Regions from separate parts of the Homo sapiens genome. Here region 2 is linked to region 1. A link is an interaction called in ENCODE POLR2A ChIA-PET data of the cell type or tissue named here. Cell type or tissue: MCF 10A. All regions are shown on one strand. Links, peaks and the distances in the headings refer to the core of each region. The heading gives the core; the rest is flanking DNA.

Region 1 (5,386 bases), core at 56-5,055:
GAAAAGTCCCTTGACTTTTCTGTATGCAGGTTCTCTGTCTCAAATCAGAGACACCCAGACTACCCTCCATCTGAACAGAGTAACCAGACACTGGAGCTCTGGGGACAGATGCCATAGCAAGGTGACTTTCTCAGTTGATATAATGCATGTAAAGAGACTCCTTTGCTTTAATACTGTTTTTGGACTGCTTTTTTTTTTTTTTTTTTTTTTTGAGATGAAGTCAGGCTCTGTTGCCCAGGCTGGAATGCAATGGCACAATCTCGGCTCACTGCAACCTCTGCGTCTCACGTTCCAGCGATTCTCCTGCCTCAGCCTCCCAAGTAGCTGGGATTACAGGCACGTGCCACCACACCTGGTAATTTTGTATTTTTAGTAAAGATGGGGTTTCACTATGTTGGCCAGGCTGGTCTTGAACTCCTGATCTCAGGTGTTTCACCTGCCTTGGCCTCCCAGAGTGTTGGGATTACAGGCATGAGCCACTGCGCACAACCTGGATTGCTAACTCTTGAAAGACAAGGATATCAGTGCCTCTGCAGCCCGCACTACCTAGTAAGGGTCCAGTAAACGTTTATCAAATAAATAAATGACTCATCTTAATTTATCCCATGTTGTAAAAATACTGTGTTGTCCAGGCTGGAATATTCTACATTTGGTAAGCACTATCCAAGCAGGTGTTAAATTGGTGTCTTCAGAATGTCTGAAAACCCTATGAAATTACATGCAAAACTCTTTTTATGCACGTGTAAAAATTTTGGTAAGGTTTCTTAGATTTCATCAGATTCTTTTTTTTTTTTTTTTGAGACAGAGTCTCACTCTGTCGCCCACGATGGAGTGCAGTGGCATAACCTGGGTTCCACTGCAACCTCTGCCTTCTGGGTTCAAACGATTTTTCTGCCTCAGCCTCCTGAGTAGCTGGGATTACAGGTGCATACCACCATGCCCGGCTAATTTTTTTGTTGTTGTTGTAGAGACGGAGTTTTACCATGTTGCCCAGGCTAGTCTTGAACTCCTGGCCTCAAGTGATCCACCTGCCTTGGCCTCCCAAAGTGCTGGGATCACAGGCATAAGACATCATGCCTGGCCTTTAATCAGATTCTTAAGAAGGTTCTTGAAAAAAGGTATTTAAAAATTACTGCTTCATGATTTACAAAGCAGGTACACTTCATTATCTTATTTGATCTATACAACAAAGCTGTAAGAAAGACACTATAATAAATTTTAATTTATGGAAAAGACAATGTGAAACTGAGAAAGATGACACAGGTAGTAAATTAAAAATCCTGGTGTTTTGACTTCAGATTTCTATTCTTCTGATTTGCAGTATGTGTGTATGTGTATGTGTGTGTGTGTGCATATAAAAGAAGAAATGGCAACAATGAAATGTTAAAGTAAATCTACATTATTGATTAGAGGTTGGCTTCTTTTCCACCTTAAGTTTCAAATAATGGGAACATATTTTTTCACTCACCTCTCAGCCTCCCTTCTCAGGGAACTTCTGGATATAACCTAGTTCCAATCTTCACTTCAAGCCCTGATGTCACCATAGACTGTCTAACCCAGCAGAGAAGTTTATGAACCAAGTTTACATCACCATTTTATTTTGAGCATTAGCTTCTATATTTATGTAATGGAGTTAAAAATGCCACTTGCTCTGACCTGAATACATTTCTCTCTCCGTTTTAAGTCAGCTAAAAATGTAAGTGATTTTTGGATCGATTATCTTTCCTGGATGCTTTGCACTGCCTGACATCTGAGACTCATTTTCTCATCTGAAAACTGGGTGCCTTAGGACAAGATAATTTTGTGGATGGCTTTCAGCTTTAAAGTGCTGTATGATACATTGTGTAAGAAGCCTGTGGGGGTGGCAGAAGGGGAAAGTATAAAAGGAAAAAGCACAGTCACTTGTTAGTGTTCTGGAGTCAATACTTTCCATGATCTTCTTCCATTGGTGTTTGGGTCCATCCATTTTTTTCTCACCACCCTTCAGTGCTGATATCACAACTTCCTTCTACTTCTTTAGAAAGTGCGTTAGTGAAGACTAAGGGGCTTCAAACACATGTGCTGGTGGAGTGAGCCAAGGGTTAAGAGTGTTTCACGCCTGCCTATTGAGAATGAGAATTTGTTGAACTCTAATACTCCTTGGAAGCCAAGCCTCAGACTTTTTTTGGCCCTATTAACAAAGGCAAACTGGAACTGCACTGGCATGTTCCCCTAGGGCACTGGAGAGGGTGGACCCGATGACCAGTGCTGGTCTTTCAACTCTCAGATCTGTGATTCTACAATTCCTCTTCATGGTGATGTCGCTTGGGTATTAGCAAGTTCTCACTCAGCAAGTATAAATTAACTTTTGGAAGACAGAGTCTGACTCATCAAAAAGAAGAGAGGTTAGAGTCCAAGTCTGTGTCAGTGGACCTTGTTTCCTGCACTTTGAGATCAGAGCTATTCTGTTGCACAACTCCAGGAGGCAACCATCCTATTGTGTTCTCCATTAAAGGCGCCCTTGGAGCCTAGCTTTAATACAGTATGATGGAAACAGTGCCCCCTGGAATTGAATGATGCTGGTGCCCTACCTGTGATTCCTCAAGAACCTTTATTTCATCACACAAATTTCATATAATCTGAAAATTGAAACTTGAAGATCAGTGGGGTATTTTTTTTTATCATAGTTCCCTTTATGAAATCTGGCAAAACCTCACCACATCAACATGTATATGCTGGGACAAAAGTGTGACTGATAAAGAAGGGGAGGTTGGGAATAGGGGTGATAGGCAATTTATCAACCTAACAACAATCCATGTTTAACACAGGAGACAGAAAAATATACAAAGGACCGTGCTAGTTTACCATGTACTCTGTCTGTGTATATTTGGTAAGAATCTCAGATGTTGGGATTGTTTTAGTCAGTTGTATCAAGTAGGGTGGTTGTAAGTGCTTTTAGGAGAAACTTACTTAATGGATTTCTTTGTTCATGTGACCAGTTTGCCACACAATAACTACCATTCCTGGGCTGCTGACCAACAGTTGAGAACTTCCCAAACATTACTTCATCAGATCTTCCCTGTAGCCCTATGAGGTAAATGTTACTATCTCCATTTTATAAACGGGAAAGTGGATTTAAAGAGGTTCCATAGCTTGTCAAAGGTCACACAACTTGAGTAGCGGTGTCAAAGGTCATGTGCAGGTCTGTCTGAATCCAGAGTTATACCATTACCAGAAGGCCAAACTGCTTCCTTTCTATTTTGGCATTATATTTTCTTGAGCAAACATAGCCATAACTGCTTGTCTTCGTCTGTTCGGGCTGCTTTAACAATTTATCATAGACTGGGTAGCTTAGAAAAAACAGAATTCATTCCTCACAGTTCTAGGAACTGGGAAGTCTAAGATCAAGGCACCAACAGATTCAGTGTCTGGTGAGGGACTGTTTCCTGGTTCACGAATGGTGCCTTCTCACTGTGTCATCATGTGGTAGAAGGGGCTGGCCTGCTCTGGGGTCTCTTTTATGAGGGCACTAATCCTAATCACAAGGGCTTTGTCCTCGTGATCGAATCACCTCCTAATACTACAACCTAATACCATCACCTAGGATCTCAAAACATGAATTTCTGGGGATACAAACATTCAGATTATAGCACTGCTCTTTTCCTTGCAGTAGAGTAGTAGTTGTAGTAACAATAATAATAAAAATAAATAGTAATAGCAAGACATATGGGGCTTACTATGTATCAGGAACTGCCCTAAGCACTTGATAATTTATTAAGTAATTTATTCCTAGGAAAATCTCACAATGTACAGTTGATGACAAGTCCCACTTACAGATGAGCGAACTAAAACATGAAGAGTGTGAGTAAATTGCCCTAGGTCACCCAGCTAGAAAGTGGTAGAGGTGGAAATGAAAGTCAAACAGTTGGGCTCCAAAGCCCTGTGCAGTTTGCAGTTCGCTATTATGTTAGAGTAACTTGTCATAGAAATAACTCACTCAAGGGAAATTCACTGTATTGTTCACACAGCATAAACAGTGTGTGAAGAGTTGACTCTCCAGGGGAGAAGAATGCTAGGGAGTCAATGAATCAAATACCTAAAATCCTTGATTTGCATTGTCCAGTTTCCTAACATACTCACTTTCAGGCAGGATCATAAAGCTCAGTGCAGCTATGGCTCCCTGCCTTTCCTTGGGGCTGCCTGTAGAAGTGCTGGGAGACATGCAAGGATTCTTGCAGGTGCAGAAGAGGGTGGGCTCTCAGAGCTATATACCCTGCACCAAACAGGCAGCTAGTTTTAATCTTTCCATTTCTCTTCTCACTTCTTAGTCATTGCTCTCCTTTTTCAAAAAAGGAGAATTAATTCTTTGGAACTCTTAGGAACCAGAGGGCTTTGAGTCTGCAATGTTTATGAATCTGCTGAGAGTGCTGGGAAATGAGGCTTCTTTTTTGCACATGAAGTCATATTTTAACCCAAACCAAAAGAAAAAAAAGAGAAAGATTATTTGAGAGTCTGTGGGGATCAGAGCTGGGTATTGTGTTACAGAAATTTTCCATTTCAGACACAAACTACGTACAGCAGTATGTGAGCCAAAAAAGGCCAAGAGAGACTCCAGGAGGGCTTGAAGAAATAATACCTCCTCCTTTAATCCTGACGAGTGTGGCCAGGTTCTTGGGAGGGCTGGGTGGAAGGTCTGGATCAGATCACACTTAGAGGCCTGTGATTAGAATGATGATAATTGTGGCATCACAAGGCATAACTTCAGAGCGCTCCCTAGGATGCCCTTGGGCAAGGTACTTAACCCTTCTGTGCCTTAGTTTCCAATATCTGAAAATGGGATAAACACCTCAAAATTTATTGACAGTGTCAAAACATTACACATATTGGCTATATAATAATAATATGGTAATGCTAGTTATATAATTAAATAATACATATAGTTAGCATTTATTGAGGCCTTACTATACATGAGCTATTGTGTTAAAGCTTCCTAAACATTATCTTCTTTAAACTTCACAACAGTCCTCTGAGATCAATTGTGTTATCCTTCCAGTACTGCAGTTTAGAAAAGTAAGTGACTGACTTAAGTTTATCACCTTAGGTAGTAGACTTGGATCTCAAATCTAAGTCTAGTCTGGCACCAAAACCCATGCAATGAACTAATAGCTAAGACGCTGGTCTGGTTCTCAGCTGAATGTGGCGGATGGGATTGGGGGGGCATCCCTTTTTGGATAAAATGTGTTCCTCTGACCCCTCATCCTCTCTTTTAGCAGTGCCCCTTTTAGGTGAACATACAAGCACCTATTTTAAGGAAATGTCAGGCTGGGGGTAATTACTCTGTAATTCTTCTTATGTATACACATTAAATAAATTTGTATGCTTTTTCTGCTATTAAAAAAAAATGTTG
Region 2 (5,386 bases), core at 91-5,090, 87 kb before region 1:
TTCAGCTTCTGTGGTCTTTGGGAGTAGGTTTGTACATACCTGCTCACTTTGAAACACATACAGTGATATTATGAATTATTTATGTTATTCCATTTGTAATTATTTTTGCTATTGTTCTCTTTTATTAGAAAAGATCGGTTGGATTTGATTAACTTTTTATGTCCTGAATCTGTATATTTGCTCCTTTCTCTGCAATGATAGCCTAACAAATCTTTGTAGCTATTAACTCATTTCAATCTTACTGCAGTTTAACTCATGGAACAATTGTTTGTGCTGAAGTTCGCTTTAATATTATGATGATTTAATGAATCAAGAAGTTTCTACTTGCAAAGTGCAGTGGAAAAATCATTGACTGTGAAGTAAGGCAGAACTGGGTTTTAAGCCCTGATTCAGCCCCTTTGCTAGCTAATATGGTTTGGCTCTGTGTCCCAAACCAAATCTCACCTGGAATTGTAATTCTCATAATCCCCAAGTGTCAAGGGTGGGACCAGGTGGAGGTAATTGGATCTTGGGGGCAGTTTCCCCCATGCTGTTCTCATGATAGTGAGTTCTCATGAGATCTGATGGTTTTGTAAGTGTCTGGCATTTCCCCTTCTTGCATTCATTCTGTCCTGCTGCCCTGTGAAGAAAGTGTCTGCTTCTCCTTTGCCTTTTGCCATGATTGTAAGCTTCCTGAGGCCTCCCCAGCAATGTGAAACTGTGAGTCAATTAAACCTCTTTCCTTTATAAGTTACCCAGTCTCAGGTATTTCTTTATAGGAGTGTGAGAACGGACTAATACAATAGCCAAGTAATTTGAGTGCATTATTTATCTTCACTGAGAAGCAAACTTCTATTCTGAAAAGTAAGAACTATTTTTTTTTTTTTGGAGATGGAGTCTTGCTCTTGTTGCTCAGGCTGGAGTGCAATGGCACGATCTTGGCTCACAACCTCTGCCTACTGGGTTTAAGCGATTCTCCTGCTTCAGCCTCTGGAGTAGCTGGGATTACAGGCATGCACCACCATGCCTAGCTAATTTTGTATTTTTAGAAGAGATGGGATTTCACCATGTTGGTCAGGCTGGTCTTGAACTCTTGACCTCAGTTGATCCACCCACCTCGGCCTTCCAAAGTGCTGGGATTACAGGTGTGAGCCACCGCACCTGGCTGAACTCACATTTTATGAGCCAGTGTGTTAATGTAGGTACCATTCCTTGCACAGAGGACAGACAGCACAAAAAGAACACCCAGCAGAGTAGTTTCCAACCACGTTTGCCTTTCTGGAACTATTGATAATGATGTTGACCATTGAGTTATACACTGACTGTCCTATATAAGTTCAGTTCCAATTTACACACTCTTTTTAGTACTTAGATAAATTGTCTCTCTAAAAAATGAATGTACTTTCATTTCTTAGAAAAGTCATCTTCATCTATTTTCACATTGGATCTGCAACTGTTGTTAAGGGAAACTATGTAACCCACTGTTTCTCTTTGTATCCTTGTTGCCAGGAAGCCCAGAGTCAAGCTTACCATTAAATTTTTGTGTAACGGTAATAAAGACTTTGCTTTCCTCTCCTTTTTAAAATGTTGATGTATTTTTATTCCAATAACCTTATTGAATATTTGGTTTTTACTATACATTCTCTAATATATATTTAAATAGATAAAGTATAAATAACATATTAATCAAATTAATACCAGAATGTTAACCAAAACTAAAGTGAAAATAACTTTTTAACCTCCTAGGGGCATAAAAAGGGAAACACCTAATTTTTGTCTCCTCAAGTTTAATGATTATCCCCATGTGCTGGTTTATCTTTAAACAATTACAAGGTAGGTTCTCTAATTATGAGAAAAATGTAAATCTATTTGGAACATCTGATTAATTTCTGCATTAAACGTTCTCCTTCTGCCCTACCCCCAATCTTTTCTGTGAGTCTGTATTGTAATCAGGCAGGAAAAGGATGGTGTGTGTGTATGTGTGTGTGTGTGTGTGTGTGTGTGTGTCTTTTAGATTAACCTATCCCAGCTGTGTTATCTGGCTCACTTTTCTTATCACTTGAGGACCCTGAATTGGTCTACTTTGCCTGCGTAGTGGGCTTAAAACAAGGAGTTTCTCTGTATCTTATCTGCTTATCATGGAAAAAAGAAACCAACACCTTAACAGCAGTATTCCTCGATACTGAAGAGAACTCAGCTTCTCTTCTCTCTGTTGGTTTTCTTTGTTTTTCCTTTCATCTGACTTTCATCATCCCTCCAGTTATACCATACCTTGATTTCAATTTGTCCTTAATGTTATACATAAAGATAATTATATTATGTATAAAGATAATTATACATAAGGATTATTATAATATATAATCCTATGTATAATATTAATTTATGTATATATAATATATGTGTATTATATATGATCTTTACATATAACATAATTGTATATATAATATATATTTTACATATATATGGAGAGAGAGAGAGCGAGAGAGAGAGGGAGAATGCCACCTTGGGCATCTACCCAATTTGGATAGATGTCCAAATTGATGTGTCAGATATACACAGACTTCAGCACACGGGAGAATTCTGACAACTGAGAGCAGGGGCCAGGATTCAGAACATGAGGAATGTTAAAGGCAAATTTACGAAGCACCTACTCTGTTTTATACTGCCTAGCATATAACTGTAATATGATAATGTAATATATACTAAAAAACAATGATACAGAAGAGTTCAGGTGAAGGGGTATTTGTGTCCTATGAGTCCAACAGGGAAGACAACATATGTGAGTTTCATATTGAAAAAAAAAAGGTTGAGGGGCCTTCTAGGCAGAGGAAAGACCATGAGCAATGTAGGAGGACAGTAAAGCCAAGGCAGATTTGGGAAAGAGTGAGTAATACAGCCGCCTGAGCTGGGGAGGGAGGAGTAGGAGATAAGATCTAGGGTGCTGGGGCCAGATTTGAGGAAAGGGGAAAGATGGGGCTTTGAATTTTAGGCTTCGCATCGAATACCATTTTAATTATGTCATTTCCTTACTCTAAACTTGCACTGGCTTCTTGCTGCGGGACAACAGGAAGAGCCAGCGGCTATGTAGGAAGTGGAACAACATGATTATATAGGCATAGGGTGAAAAAGAAATATGAGCTCCAGCCACAACATTTAAAGACTTTAATAAAGCCGCACTCTACTTCCTGTATTAAACAAGGTGTCAGTCTCAAGTCGAGGCTGCTCAACTGAGAACTGCGTATTCATTAGGGCCACAATTAAGATATTAAATCTCTCCATCCACTCCTGACTGCCCTTTTCCTTTTTCAGAGTTATGATTACTCTGTAGTCACAGATCCTAAAATGCTCACAGAAATACACATGAGCAGGCCCATTTTGGCTGTTGGGTCACTGATGGACTAGAAATTCAGTGACAACATTCCAATTAACTGGCTGTGTCTGCAGGGGCTCAGAGCTACTTGCCAGACCATTTTTAATTTTCCACTTGATGGGGGCAATGTCATTGCTTCTCTCAGGAGAATCGCAAAGAACACTAGTAAAAACCTTTTTTTTTTTTTTTTTTTTTTAAGACAGAATCTCGCTCTGTCACCCAGGCTGGAGTGCAGTGGCGTGATCTCGGCTCACTGCAAGCTCTGCCTCATGGGTTCATGCCATTCTCCTGCCTCAGCCTCCCGAGTAGCTGGGACTACAGGTCACCACCACCACACCCAGCTAATTTTTTGTATTTTTAGTAGAGACGGGGTTTCACTGTGTTAGCCAGGTTGGTCTCCATCTCCTGACCTCGTGATCTGCCTGACTCGGCCTCCCAAAGTGCTGGGATTACAGGCGTGAGCCACCACGCCTGGCCAAAAACATTATTTTATAGCACTCAACTCTGACTGGAGATTTATGTTAGTGCTCAATAAATTCTAAATGGTTGTTTGAAGCATTTATTTCTGAGATACAGATAGTGATGTTATGACTAGTATAGTTCTTTTATTTATTTATGTATTGACTTTAAAGACAATGTCTTGTTCTCTTGCCCAGGCTGGAGTATAGTGGTGTAATCATAGATCATTGTAACTTGAAACCTGGACTCAAGCCATCCTCGTGCCTCAGCCTTCCAAGTAACTAGGACTACAAGTGCATGCCACCACACCCAGATTTTAAAATTTTTTTGTAGAGATGGGATCTTGCTACATTGCCCAGGCTGGTCTTGAGCTCCTGGGGTCAAGTGATCCTCCTGCTTCATCTTAGTATGGTTATTTTAGTCTCATTTGAATTTATGACTATCCTCAAAAACCAAGAATTTCTTTTTAAATTTTTTAAAATTTCAACAGCTTTTTAGGTACAAGTAGATTTTTTATTACACGAATGAATTATATAGTGATGAATTTTGATATTTTAGTGCACCCATCATGCAAGTAGTGTACATTTACCTAATGTGCAGTTTTTTATCCCTAGCCCTGCCCCCCTCACCTTCTCCCTTTGAGTTTCTAAAGTCCATTATGTCACTCTGTATACCTTTGTGTACCCATAGCTTAACTCCCACTTATAAGTGAGAACATACGGTTTTCAGTTTTCCACCCCTGTTATTTCACTTAGAATAATGGCCTCCAGCGGCTGGGCGCGGTGGCTTATGCCTGTAATCCTAGCACTTGGGGAGGCCGAGGTGGGTGGATCACAAGGTCAGGAGATCGAGACCATCCTGGCTAACATGGTGAAACCCTGTCTCTACTAAAAATACAAAAAATTAGCTGGGTGTGGTGGTGGGCGCCTGTAGTCCCAGCTACTCGGGAGGCTGAGGCAGGAGAATGGCGTGAACCCGGGAGGCGGAGCTTGCAGTGAGCCGAGATCGCGCCACTGCACTCTAGCCTGGGCGACAGAGCGAGACTCCGTCCCAAAAAAAAAAGAATAATGGCCTCCAGCTCCATATAAGTTGCTGGAAAAGACATTATTTCATGCTTTTTAATGGCTGAATAGTATTCCATGGTGTATCTATACCACATTTTCTTTATTCACTCATTAGTTGATAGGCACTTAGGTTGGTTCCACATCTTTGCAATTGTGAACTGCACTGCTATAAAATATATGTGCAAGTGTCTATTTTGTATAATGACAAGAACTAAGAATTTCTGAGTTACAAATATTCCTAAAGAAGATTATCAAAATTCACTTGCTGTGCTGTTCAAATGGAAAACAAAAGAAGCTCTATTTAAAAGGTCATTCTCTTAATGGTAATTTCCAGAGCTTGATTCCTACGGTATTAGTATTATATTTACAAGACTGACATAAGAATTTTCAGAACTTTGGCCTGGCACAGTGGCTCATGCCTGGAATCCCAGCGCTTTGGGAGGCCAAGGTGGAAGGATCATTTGAGCCCAGGAGTTTGAGACCAGCCTAGACAACATAGCAAAACCCCTTCTCT

Evidence for each region. Peaks named below come from ENCODE experiments on the same cell type or tissue, not always from the same donor. Only the 100,000 strongest peaks of a DNase experiment are listed, where the experiment ranks them.
Region 2: POLR2A ChIA-PET joins it to region 1 with 12 read pairs; 10 of 35 experiments call an interaction of 5 or more read pairs at or near these places.

The regions. Positions count from the first base shown.
Region 1 is chr3:111,761,856-111,767,241 of GRCh38, reverse strand. It overlaps a transcript of PHLDB2 not described here. Among named protein-coding and RNA genes, the nearest start is that of PLCXD2-AS1, 87 kb to the right of the region's middle. In MCF 10A, for the core only: no CTCF peak of the experiment used is centred there; a DNase peak (open chromatin) is centred at 2,441.
Region 2 is chr3:111,849,354-111,854,739 of GRCh38, reverse strand. All of the region lies in intron 1 of LOC105374040 (a long non-coding RNA gene), which reads left to right. It also overlaps a transcript of PHLDB2 not described here. Among named protein-coding and RNA genes, the nearest start is that of PHLDB2, 7.2 kb to the left of the region's middle. In MCF 10A, for the core only: no CTCF peak of the experiment used is centred there; DNase peaks (open chromatin) are centred at 3,019 and 4,039.